Linked DNA regions of Homo sapiens: region 2 is linked to region 1. Evidence: read pairs that join two places in POLR2A ChIA-PET (ENCODE). Cell type or tissue: PC-9. All regions are shown on one strand. Each heading gives the region's core, and the rest is flanking DNA. Links, peaks and the distances in the headings are about the cores only.

Region 1 (5,384 bases), core at 299-5,298:
ATACTAACCCAGCACAAACAATGAAATAAAGGTAAAAAACTGTTGTGCCCAGACTTTTTTCTAAGACAAAAGGCTTATTACTCTTTGTAAAGAGGCTATCGCCTCCTTACTAGAATTTATGTCAGAATGTTTTTCAGGAGGGTAAATATAACCTATATGCTCACATTAATGCTGAGATCCTCAAAAAAGTATTTGAGAAAGGAGCAGAGCCTATATTAAATAAAAAATTTACTTTATTAATGCTGGTAAAATATTCTTAGGCTTAGAGACTTCAACTGCTTAGACTTTAAGTATACACTCTGTAAATAGGGCTAAACAAGGTGAATCAATCTTTTTTGTTGGTGTTTTAAGAAACAGGTTCTCCCTCTGTAGCCCAGGCTGGAGTGTAGTGGTGTGATTTTAGATCACTACAGCCTCAACCTCCTAGGAGGGCTCAAGCAGTCCTCCCCACTCAGCCTCTTGAGTAACTAGGACTACAGGTGTGCACCACACCTGGTTAATTTTCTGTGTGGGTGTAGAGACAGGAGTCTTACTGTGTTGCCCAAGCTGATCTTGAACTCTTAGACTCAAGCAGTCCTCCCACCTCAGCCTCCCAAAGTGCTCGGATTACTGGCATGAGCCACCCTATCCTGCCTGGCCAGATTTCAGATCTTACTTATTTATTATCTATCTATCTAATCTATTGATTTATTGAGAGAGAGACAGGGTCTTGCTCTTTCACCAAGGGTGGAGTGCAGTGGTTCAATCCTAGCTTACTTTAACCTTGAACTCCTAGGCTCACAGGATCCTCCCATCTCAGCCTCTTGAATAGCTAGGACTACAGGCACTTGCCATCACACCCAGCTACTTTTTTAAACTTTTGTAGAGACAGGGTTCTCACTATGTTGCCCAGGCTGATCTCAAACTCTTGGCCTCAAGTCCTCCTGCCTCAGTCTCCCAAAGTGCTGGGATTACAAGCATGACCCATCACACCCAGCCTAAAATACAGATTTCTTGTCACATAAGTGATTTCCAGAAGCAGAGTAACATATATATTAAAAACCATAGAAAAATAATAGATTTTGTTTGCAATTTGGCAAGGGCTCTTGGCAGAATTTTGCCCAAATGTTATTTTGAATGGATTTTTTTTTTTTTTTTTTTTACAATATTTAAGCTTGCCAAGAAGTTTGTCTTAGGTCTGTTTAACAGATTCTAGGTATGTAAGCATGGGAAAATATTGTTCCCATGAAACCAATTTTGAGCTCTGAGTAGGTTTCAAGTCTGTGTTTTTTTCTTTAAATAAAAAAAAAAATTTTATTTGCATTCCTGAGTTTTTTTTTTAACAGAAGTTAACAATAACAAAAGTGTAAAAATTGCCACTAGCATCATTTGTTGGAAATGTGTTTGTTTGTTTCGGAGACAGGATCTCACTATTTTACCCAGGCTGGAATGCAGTGGCTATTCACAGGCGTGATTATAGCTCACTAAGCCTCCATCCCAACTCCTGGGCTCAAGAGAGCCTCCTGCTCAGCCTCCAGATTAGCTGGGACTACAGGCATGCGCCACCATGCCTGGTGGAAAAATTTTTTTTAATCTTACATTTGCTGTTATGTTTGTGCCAGGAATAAAAATATGAAGATACTACTACCCACTAAGATTTTTCTACCCACTGTGTTCAAGGTTCACAGCAAGGAAAAGCAAATGAGATCAACTTTTTTTTTTTTTTTTTTTTTTTTGTCACCTAGACTGGAGTGCAATCTCAGCTCATTGCAGCCTCCACTACCCAGGTTCAAGCAATTCTCATGCCTCAGCCTCCCGAGTAGCTGGGACTACAGGCACGTGCCATCACACCTGGCTAATTTTTTTATATTTTTAGTAGAGACAGGATTTCGCCATGTTGCCCAGGCTGGTCTCGAACTCCTGAGCCATGGTGCCCAACCTACTTCTTTTTTTGTTTTTCTAAGGCTTTCTCACCTAGAGCAAGTACCTACTTACATAGCTAGTTTAGGTATATTTTAGTCCTGCAGTTGACTGAAAAAATAGTTCTATGTCCATTTGTTCTCCTTCTACTTTATGTTCTTCTATGTCACAAAATTGTAGTTATTTGTTTTGTTTTGTTTTGTTTTGTTTTGTTTTGTTTTGAGACAGAGTCTCGCTCTGTCGCCCAGGCTGGAGTGCAGTGGCACAATCTCGGCTCACTGCACCCTTCGCCTCCCGGGTTCAAGCGATTCTCCTTCCTCAGCCTCCCGAGTAGCTGGGATTATGGGCGCCCACCACCGTGCCTGGCAATATTTTTTTTTTTTTTTTTTTTTGTATTTTTAGTAGAGACAGGGTTTCACCATGTTGGCTAGGCTGGTCTCGAACTCCTGACCTCAGGTGATCTGCCCACCTCGGCCTCCCAAAGTGCTGTGATTACAGGCATGAACCACCATGCCCGGCCGAAATGGTAATTCTTTGAATTTAATCAGAGCTTAAGGGCAAATTGGAGGACTTCCCCAACTTAACTATGGGATGAGATTAGCATCTTTAGCAAGGTGCACAGGGTTGCAAGAATGTAATGGCTTAGGGAGAATGGCATTTAGGGTATTTCCTAAACCAACTATAGAAAGCCTTTGAACTGTGTTGCAAATTATTACTCCCACCGTGTGTGCACTTTAAATTAATCTTAAGTGTCAGAATGGACTCTTGCTTCTGGTCTGCTGCTTGAGAATAACTTGACACATGAGATTTAGAGCTGGCATTATTGTTTGCCTTAAATGCATGTTAAGAGTGAGAGCTGTAATTTCTATTTTTATCTAGTCCGTTACTAAAATAGCTTTAGTGATAATTAAGCAAACTATAGTATAAGAGTACTTTGTTGAAGCTGAGGCATCAGTAGCCTAAGTCATTGTAGAGGTAGAGAAATGAAAAACAGAAGTAACTAAAATTTTGATGACAGTTTGGGAAACCAAGGTGGGAGGATCTTTTGAGGCCAGGAATTTGAGACCCACCTGGGCAACATAGTGAGACTCCATCTCTACAAAATATAAAAAGAAACATAATAATAATAATAAATAAAACTTTTAACCTCTTGTCTGTTTTCAACTGTTTTCCTAGTCTTTCATGGAAACCTCCATAGAGACACATAACAAATTGGTATATTAATCTCAGCATTATCCTCAAGATAAGTTATACATCATGTGAATACACATCATATGATGTACTCTATCAGCTAAAATGTATCTATCAGCTAAAGTGTATCTCTTTTTAAAATTATTATGGGTACATAAAGTGTATCTCTTAATGGACTTACAATGGTAAATTATTTACCTTTTCAAATTATTTTGAAGGGAATCTAGAATTATTATTTCCAGTCCCTTCCTCATTTCCCTAAACAACAAAAACATACTCTTTGTAACATTTGGGTCTTGGTTCTTAATTTTCTCTTAAATAATGGCTTGACTATGGCTATCCCTGGTAGATTTAAATGACAATTTACAGTACTGTTTTTTATTTTTGTTTTTGTTTTGTTTTGAGACGGAGTTTCCCTCTTTTTCCCCAGGCTGGAGGACAATGGCGCACTGCAACCTCCACCTCCCAGGTTCAAGCGATTCTCCTGCCTCAGCCCCCCGAGTAGCTGGGATTACAGGCGCCCGCCACCAAACCTGGCTTATTTTTTGTATTTTTAGTAGAGACGGGGTTTCACCATGTTGGCCAGGCTGGTCTCGAACTCCTGACCTCAAGTGATCCGCCTGCCTTAGCCTCCCAAAATGCTGGGATTACAGGCATGAACCACCGCACCCAGCCTTGTTTTTGTTTTTGTTTTTGTTTGAGATGGAGTCTCACTCTGTTGCCCAGGGTAGAGTGCAATGGCATGATCTCAGCTCACTGCAACCTCCGCCTCCCAGGTTCAAGCGGATCCTCCTGCCTCAGCCCCCACTAGTAGCTGAGATTACAGGCATGTGCCACCGTGCCTGGCTACTTTTGTTTTTTGGGGGGGTTTTTTGTTTTTTTGGTTTTTTTATTTTGAGACGGAGTCTAGCTTAGCTGCCCAGGCTGGAGTGGAGTGGTGCGATCTAGGCTCACTGCAACCACCATCTCCCGGGTTCAAGCGATTGTCCCATCTCAGCCTCCCAAGTAGCTGAGATTACAGACACCTGCCACCATGCCCAGCTAATTTTTTTTTTTTTTTTGAGACGGAGTCTTGCTGAGCTGCCCAGGCTGGAGTGGAGTGGTGCGATCTGGGCTCACTGCAACCACCATCTCCTGGGTTCAAGTGATTCTCCCATCTCAGCCTCTTGAGTAGCTGGGATTGCAGGCACTCTCCATCATGCCCGGCTAATTTTTGTATTTTAGTAGAGATGGAGTTTCACCATGTTGGCCAGGCTGGTCTTGAACTCCTGACCTCAGGTGATCCACCTGCCTCGGCCTCCCAAAGTGCTAGGATTACAGGTGTGAACCACCGAGGCTGGTCTAATTTTTGTCTTTTTGGTAGAGACAGGGTTTCGCCATGTTGGCCAGGCTGGTCTTGAACTCCTGACCTCAGGTGATCCACCTGCCTCGGCCTCCCAAAGTGCTAGGATTACAGGCGTGAACCACCATGGCTGGCCTAATTTTTGTCTTTTTGGTAGAGACAGGGTTTCACCATGTTGGCCAGGCTGTTTTGTTTTTTTGCTTTTTTGTTTGTTTTTTTTTTTGAGACGGAGTCTCACTCTGTCGCCCAGGCTGGAGTGCAATGGCGTGGTCTCAGCTCACTGCAACCTCCACTTCCTGGGTTCAAGCGATTCTTCGGCCTCAGCCTCCCGAGTAGCTGGGATTACAGGCGTGTGCCACCACACCCAGCTAATTTTTGTATTTTTAGTAGAGACAGGGTTTCACTGTGTTGGCCAGGCTGGTCTCGAACTCCTGACCTCGTGATCTGCCCACCTCAGCCTCCCCTGGTGCTGGGATCACAGGTGTGAGCCACTGCACCTGGCCAGAGTACTGTTAAAGTGAAAACATTGATTTATGAGAAGGAAAGTTCTTATAAATATGCAGTTTTTTGTTTTTTTTTTTTTTGAGACAGAGTTTCACTCTCGTTGCCCAGGCTGGAGTGCAATGGCATGATCTCGGCTCACTGCAACCTCTGCCTCCCAGGTTCAAGCGATTCTCCTGCCTCAGCCTCACTAGTAGTGGGGATTCTGTGCATGTGCCACCACGCCTGGCTAATTTTGTATTTTTAGTAGAGACGGGTTTTCTCCATATTGGTCAGGCTGGTCTCGAACTCCCGACCTCAGGTGATCCGCCCGCCTCGGCCTCCCAAAGTGCTGGGATTACAGGCATGAGCCACTGCTCCCGGCCACATAAATTTGCAGTTTTCAAAGTCAACCTTTTTGTGCATATATTTATATACACAAAAATACATATATTTAATTATATATATTTAA
Region 2 (5,384 bases), core at 116-5,115, 110 kb after region 1:
AATAGGCCTAAAATGTCAGTAGCACTGAGGTTGAGAAACTCTGGCCTACTTTTATAATTTCATCAGGTGTTTGTGAAATGGTCTTATTCTAACTGTTATTTCTTCTTTCTTTGTTAGCTGGAATTCTTTCATAAAGAGAAACTCTTTGATCAGTTAGTTACCCAAGGTATAGTTCATACAGTAAAGGCAGGATGTATGTTTGATTCTTTCCTAGTTTTCAAAATAATGAATTAGTTCCCTAGCATCTTCCAGAATTGACCAATGAACTTTGTGTGTGTGTGTTTTTTTCTTTTTTAGTATATTATGAACTTATATGTTTTAACACATTTGTGTTTCATTTCATCGCAGTTATTTTTATTTTATTTTTATTTATTCATTTATTGTTTTGAGGCAGGGTCTTACTCTGTCACCCAAGCTGTAGTGCAGTGGTATAATCTCTGTCTACTGCAGCCTTGACTTCCCGGCCTCCAGCAATCCTCCCACCTCACCCTCTTGAGTAGCTGGGACCACAGGTACACCACCATGCCCAGCTAATTTTTGTGTTTCTGGTAGAGACGGGGTTTTGCCGTGTTCACCAGGCTGGTCTTCAACTCCTGAGCTCAAAAGCAATCCACCTGCCTCTGCCTCCCAAAGTGTTGGGATGATAGGCATGAGCCACTGCACCTAGCAGTTATTTTTATTGATGCTCAATTTTTCCCTTCGTTGAATGCTGGTGCAGTGAATGCTGGGTGCATCTTCATGTTGGTTTCTGAGTCCTTTTGACATGACCACATGGTCTGGTGTTGTACGAGAGAGCAAAATAAGGAAACTGGTGTTCTATGCTTATCTTGTACATTTTCCCCACACTTGGAATCAGCCATTCCTCCAGGGAGTGCAGGTTCACAGTCTGGGCTCTAAGAGAATTATAAGGTCAATGTGGTCATCTTTTAGTATTAAGTCAGATATTCTAAATTATTATTTACTTCCTACATTTGGCCCAAGAGTCTAACCAGATATTTTGGGAAAGAGAGAAGGAATTAAATAAATAAATCTCATGGTTAGAACTGAAGTGATAACTATACTTTCACAAGGAAATATAACTTATAAACCATGCAGAATAGAAAATTATTTTTGTTCCTTTAGATTTCTAAAGGAATGAAATAAGCTGTGGGAAGAAACTTTAACTGGAGCATCTTACCAGTGTTATTCATGTTTTAACTCTGCTTCAGTAGTTTTTCAGGTTTATTACAAACCTGCAGTAGCCAACTGAACTAATTATCTCTAAACAGGGATTTAGCCAGTGGACTAGGCACACTGAAGCTTTGTGAGAGGGGAAATTGATATTAACATTTTTTCCAGCTTGTTTTGAGCTCGATATATTCACTTTTTTTTTTTTTTTTTTTTTTTTTTATTGAGACAGACTCTCGCACTGTCATCTGGGCTGGTGTGCAGTGGCACGATCTCTGCTTGCTGCAACCTGTGCCTCCCGGGTTCAAGCAATTCTCCTGCCTCATCCTCCTGAGTAGCTAGGATTACAGGCACACGCCACCATGCCTGGCTAATTTTTTGTATTTTTAGTAGAGATGGGGTTTCACTATTTTGGCCAGGCTGGTCTCAAACTCCTGACCTCATGATCCGCCTGCCTCAGCCTCCCAAGGTGCTGGGATTACAGACGTGAGCCACCATGCCCAGTCGATATATTCACATTTTTAATAGGAATAACTGTATACTAAAATCTATTTTAGTGCATGTTTAAGATTTGAAGATGTAATTTGACTCAGTACTTTCCACCTACATTTTTTTCTTCATTCTGTGCCTGCTAAGACTATTCTAATACTTTATTATAGTTAACCCCCGTGAAAAGAGCTCCCAGAGCTTACAGTGCATTTGATTGATGTAACATGGACTATTTATTATTTTCTAAATTATTTTGTTTGTATAAAGCAATCTGAAGAGGATGTAAGTCAGTTTGATTCCAAGTTTACACGTCAGACACCTGTCGACAGCCCAGATGACTCAACTCTCAGTGAAAGTGCCAATCAGGTCTTTCTGGTAAGTGAAAGAATTTCCATGTAGTCATGGGAAATTTTAGTGTGAGGATGGGCTCTTCAAAGAAAATTCAGTTTGCTTGCTTTGCAGTTCATGTAGGTAACCTGGCCCACTTTTTTTTTTTTTTTTAAATAAGCCATGCCTTTATAACTTATTGATGCCTACAAAATTTATTTTCATAATCCAACATTTTATTTTAGCAATTAGAGTGGGAATGTACAAATCTTTGGAAAGTATGATTCCCTTTTTTTTTTAGGCCACAGACTTAAAATGATGTTTGGCTTAGCATCTCAACCAAAAATTAGTCATAGCAGTCGGGGAGAAAAACCTCACTGACTACATGTATTTTATTCCTGAAACAGCTATAGATTTTTGGTACTTTTTTTTTTTTTTTTTTTGAGACAGGGTCTCACCTTGTAGCCTAGGCTGGGTGTAGTGTAGTGGTGTGATCACAGTTCACTGCAGCCTTGACCTCCCAGGCTCAAGTGATCCACCCATTTCAGCCTTGTGAGTACCTGTACCACAGGTGTGTGCCACATGCAGCTAATTTTTTATTTTTTTGTAGAGACAGAGTCTCACTATTTTACTCCTGGACTCAAGCTATCTTCCTGCCTTGGCTTCCCAAAGTGCCAAAATTATAGGCATGAGCCATCGTTCCTGGCCCTATTTTTGGTACTCTTAACATAAGTAGGGGATTTTTTTTTTTTTTTTTGAGACGGAGTCTTGCTCTGTCACCAGGTTGGAGTGCAGTGGCGCGATCTCAGCTCACTGCAACTTCTGCCTCCTGGGTTCGAGTGATTCTCCTGCCTCAGCCTCCCGAGTAGCTGGGACTATAGGCGTGCGCCACCACGCCCAGTTAATTTTTGTATTTTTAGTAGAGACAGGGTTTCACCATGTTGGCCAGGATGGTCTCGATTTCTTTTTTTTTTTTTTTTTGAGAAGGAGTCTCGCTCTGTCGCCCAGGTTGGAGTGCAGTGGCGCAATCTCAGCTCACTGCAAGCTCCACCTCCCGGGTTCACACCATCCTCCTGCCTCAGCCTCCTGAGTAGCTGGGACTACAGGTGCCCGCCACCACGCCAGGCTAATTTTTTGTATTTGTAGTAGAGACGGGGTTTCATCGTGTTAGCCAGGATAGTTTTGATCTCCTGACCTCATGATCCGCCCGCCTTGGCCTCCCAAAGTGCTGGGATTACAGGCGTAAGCCACCACGCCCAGTCGATGGTCTCGATTTCTTGACCTCGTGATCCACCCGCCTTGGCCTCCCAAAGTGTTGGGAATACAGGCATGAGCCACCGTGCCAGGCCAAGTAGGGGATTTTTTTAACATTAATTGTGAATATTTGACATCAAAACATATTGGTTCATATGTAATAGTGAATTCTCATTGTAGAAATGTCTGTATAGATTTATAGCTTGTCTCCTCAGAAAAGTAAAGGTTTTTGATGTTGGCCAACAGAAATGATGGATTTATATCAGAAGACCATGAATGCATACTATTTTGCTCAAATAGCACATATGCTTGTTGATTTTATTACTGTACTTAATATGTCACATGAACATCTATCTCATTTTGTATCCTTTTTTTTTCTTTTGTCATTTGTTTTTGGACTACTCTAGGGAGAATAGAATATGGGGAAAATAATTGTTTGGGAGTGTTTTTTCCCTGTTTTTGAGTTCACTGGATTTGTCACTAACTTAATTCTTAAGCTTTTCTTCCCCACATTGCTCACTATGTAATACAAGTAGTGTTGTATCTTATGGGATGGGAAATAAGCTCTAAAGTTAGCATGGAGTTGGGGCATGGTGGCTTATGGCTATAACCTTGAGGTCAGGAGTTCAAGACCAGCCTGGCTAACATGGTGAAACCCCATCTCTACTAAAAGTACAAAAATTAGCCAGGTGTGGTGGCATGCACCTGTGGTACCAACTACTTGGGAGGCTGAGGCAGGAGAATCACTTGAACCCGGGAGGCAGAGGTTGCAGGAGCCAAGATTGTGCCACTGCACTCCAGCCTGAGCGATAGAGTGAGTGAGACTCCGTATCAAAAAAAAAAAAATTAATTAAAAAAATTAAGTTAGTATGGGATGCAAAAGTTGTGTATAGTACAGTATGGTTTTGAGTAAACAACACTGAATAGTAATAATCCTATAAATTAATATAGAGCACATAGGCAAAATATAGTCTTACAGTATTACATAAGAGATAAAAGATGAGTGAGTGCATGCATGTTTTTAAATTCAAGTTTGATGTGTGCATGATCAAAGTTACGGCATCTCTGTTAGTAAAATCTTAGGTTCAGTTAGGGAAGTGGGCATGAATCACTTTAATTTTGGCATTTTTTTTCTCTCATGTACTACAGATGTGGAATTTATACCTTTGATTTAACATAGAGACCTTTTCCTCAATTGGACATTGCAGAATTTCAACTTATGTGACAGTTTTCCCCCCACAAAATAGAAGCATTTTATTTAGCTGCCAAGAAATCCAAAGTTGTGGTGGTAAAAGTGAGATATTGAAGCTTTCGTTGCCAGTTAAAGTATTGTTGAGCTTTTCACAATTACTTAAATTGGCTAATGAATAGAGCAACTCATTTGTTAGGTTGTAGCCAGAATTCTCTACATAAAGTGGATCTCTTTAAACATTAATAAAAAAAAATAGGTCAGGTGCAGTGGCTCACGCCTGTAATCCCAGCACTTTGGGAGTCTGAGGTGGGCGGATCACAAGGTCAGGAGTTCCAGACCAGCCTGGCTAATATGGTGAAAACCCATCTCTACTAAAAATACAAAAATTAGCCAGGCATGATGGCTGTAGTCCCAGCTACTCGGGAGGCTGAGGCAGGAGAATCGCTTGAACCCGGGAGGAGGAGGTTGTAATGAGCTGAGATCACGCCCCTCACTGCACTCCAGCCTGGGCGACAGAGCTAGAATCCATCTCAAAAAAAAAAAAAAAATTATATATATATATATACACATATATATATATACACACATACATACACACACACATATAGTGACATCCCACTTATCTGGATAATGTGGTTCTAGCAACCTCATTTCAACAAATATTTTAATTCCTGTTGTAAGACCCCATCACAGAATTAGAGGAAATTCAAAGATGATTAAGGCACAGCCTGTACCTCTTGGTAGTTACAGCTTTAGTCCACCAGAACGTTTGTAAAATTATTCTCTGAAGTTCACATATAACTGTCACAAATCATATGCACTTCAGAATTGCACCTCACTCTTTGGGACTTCACTCAGAGCTTTGCTGAGTCTTATTTATTGTAACACATAATGCTTACTCATAGATTTTGATAAATAGAAGATAGGTGAAGATGGTTAAAAGAATGAACATTGA

Evidence for each region. ChIA-PET counts read pairs that join two places held together with the same protein. Peaks named below come from ENCODE experiments on the same cell type or tissue, not always from the same donor. Only the 100,000 strongest peaks of a DNase experiment are listed, where the experiment ranks them.
Region 2: POLR2A ChIA-PET joins it to region 1 with 28 read pairs; 7 of 35 experiments call an interaction of 5 or more read pairs at or near these places.

The regions. Positions count from the first base shown.
Region 1 is chr17:59,830,492-59,835,875 of GRCh38, forward strand. The region is part of intron 10 of VMP1 (vacuole membrane protein 1); the gene reads left to right. Among named protein-coding and RNA genes, the nearest start is that of MIR21, 8.1 kb to the right of the region's middle. RefSeq lists an enhancer at 4,119-4,618. In PC-9, for the core only: no CTCF peak of the experiment used is centred there; a DNase peak (open chromatin) is centred at 2,530; H3K4me3 peaks cover 358 bases; H3K27ac peaks cover 5,000 bases.
Region 2 is chr17:59,938,913-59,944,296 of GRCh38, forward strand. It overlaps RPS6KB1 (ribosomal protein S6 kinase B1), which reads left to right. Exons shown (of 15, transcript NM_003161.4): 13 at 1,924-2,031. Among named protein-coding and RNA genes, the nearest start is that of RNFT1, 23 kb to the right of the region's middle. In PC-9, for the core only: no CTCF peak of the experiment used is centred there; a DNase peak (open chromatin) is centred at 2,069; H3K27ac peaks cover 1,457 bases.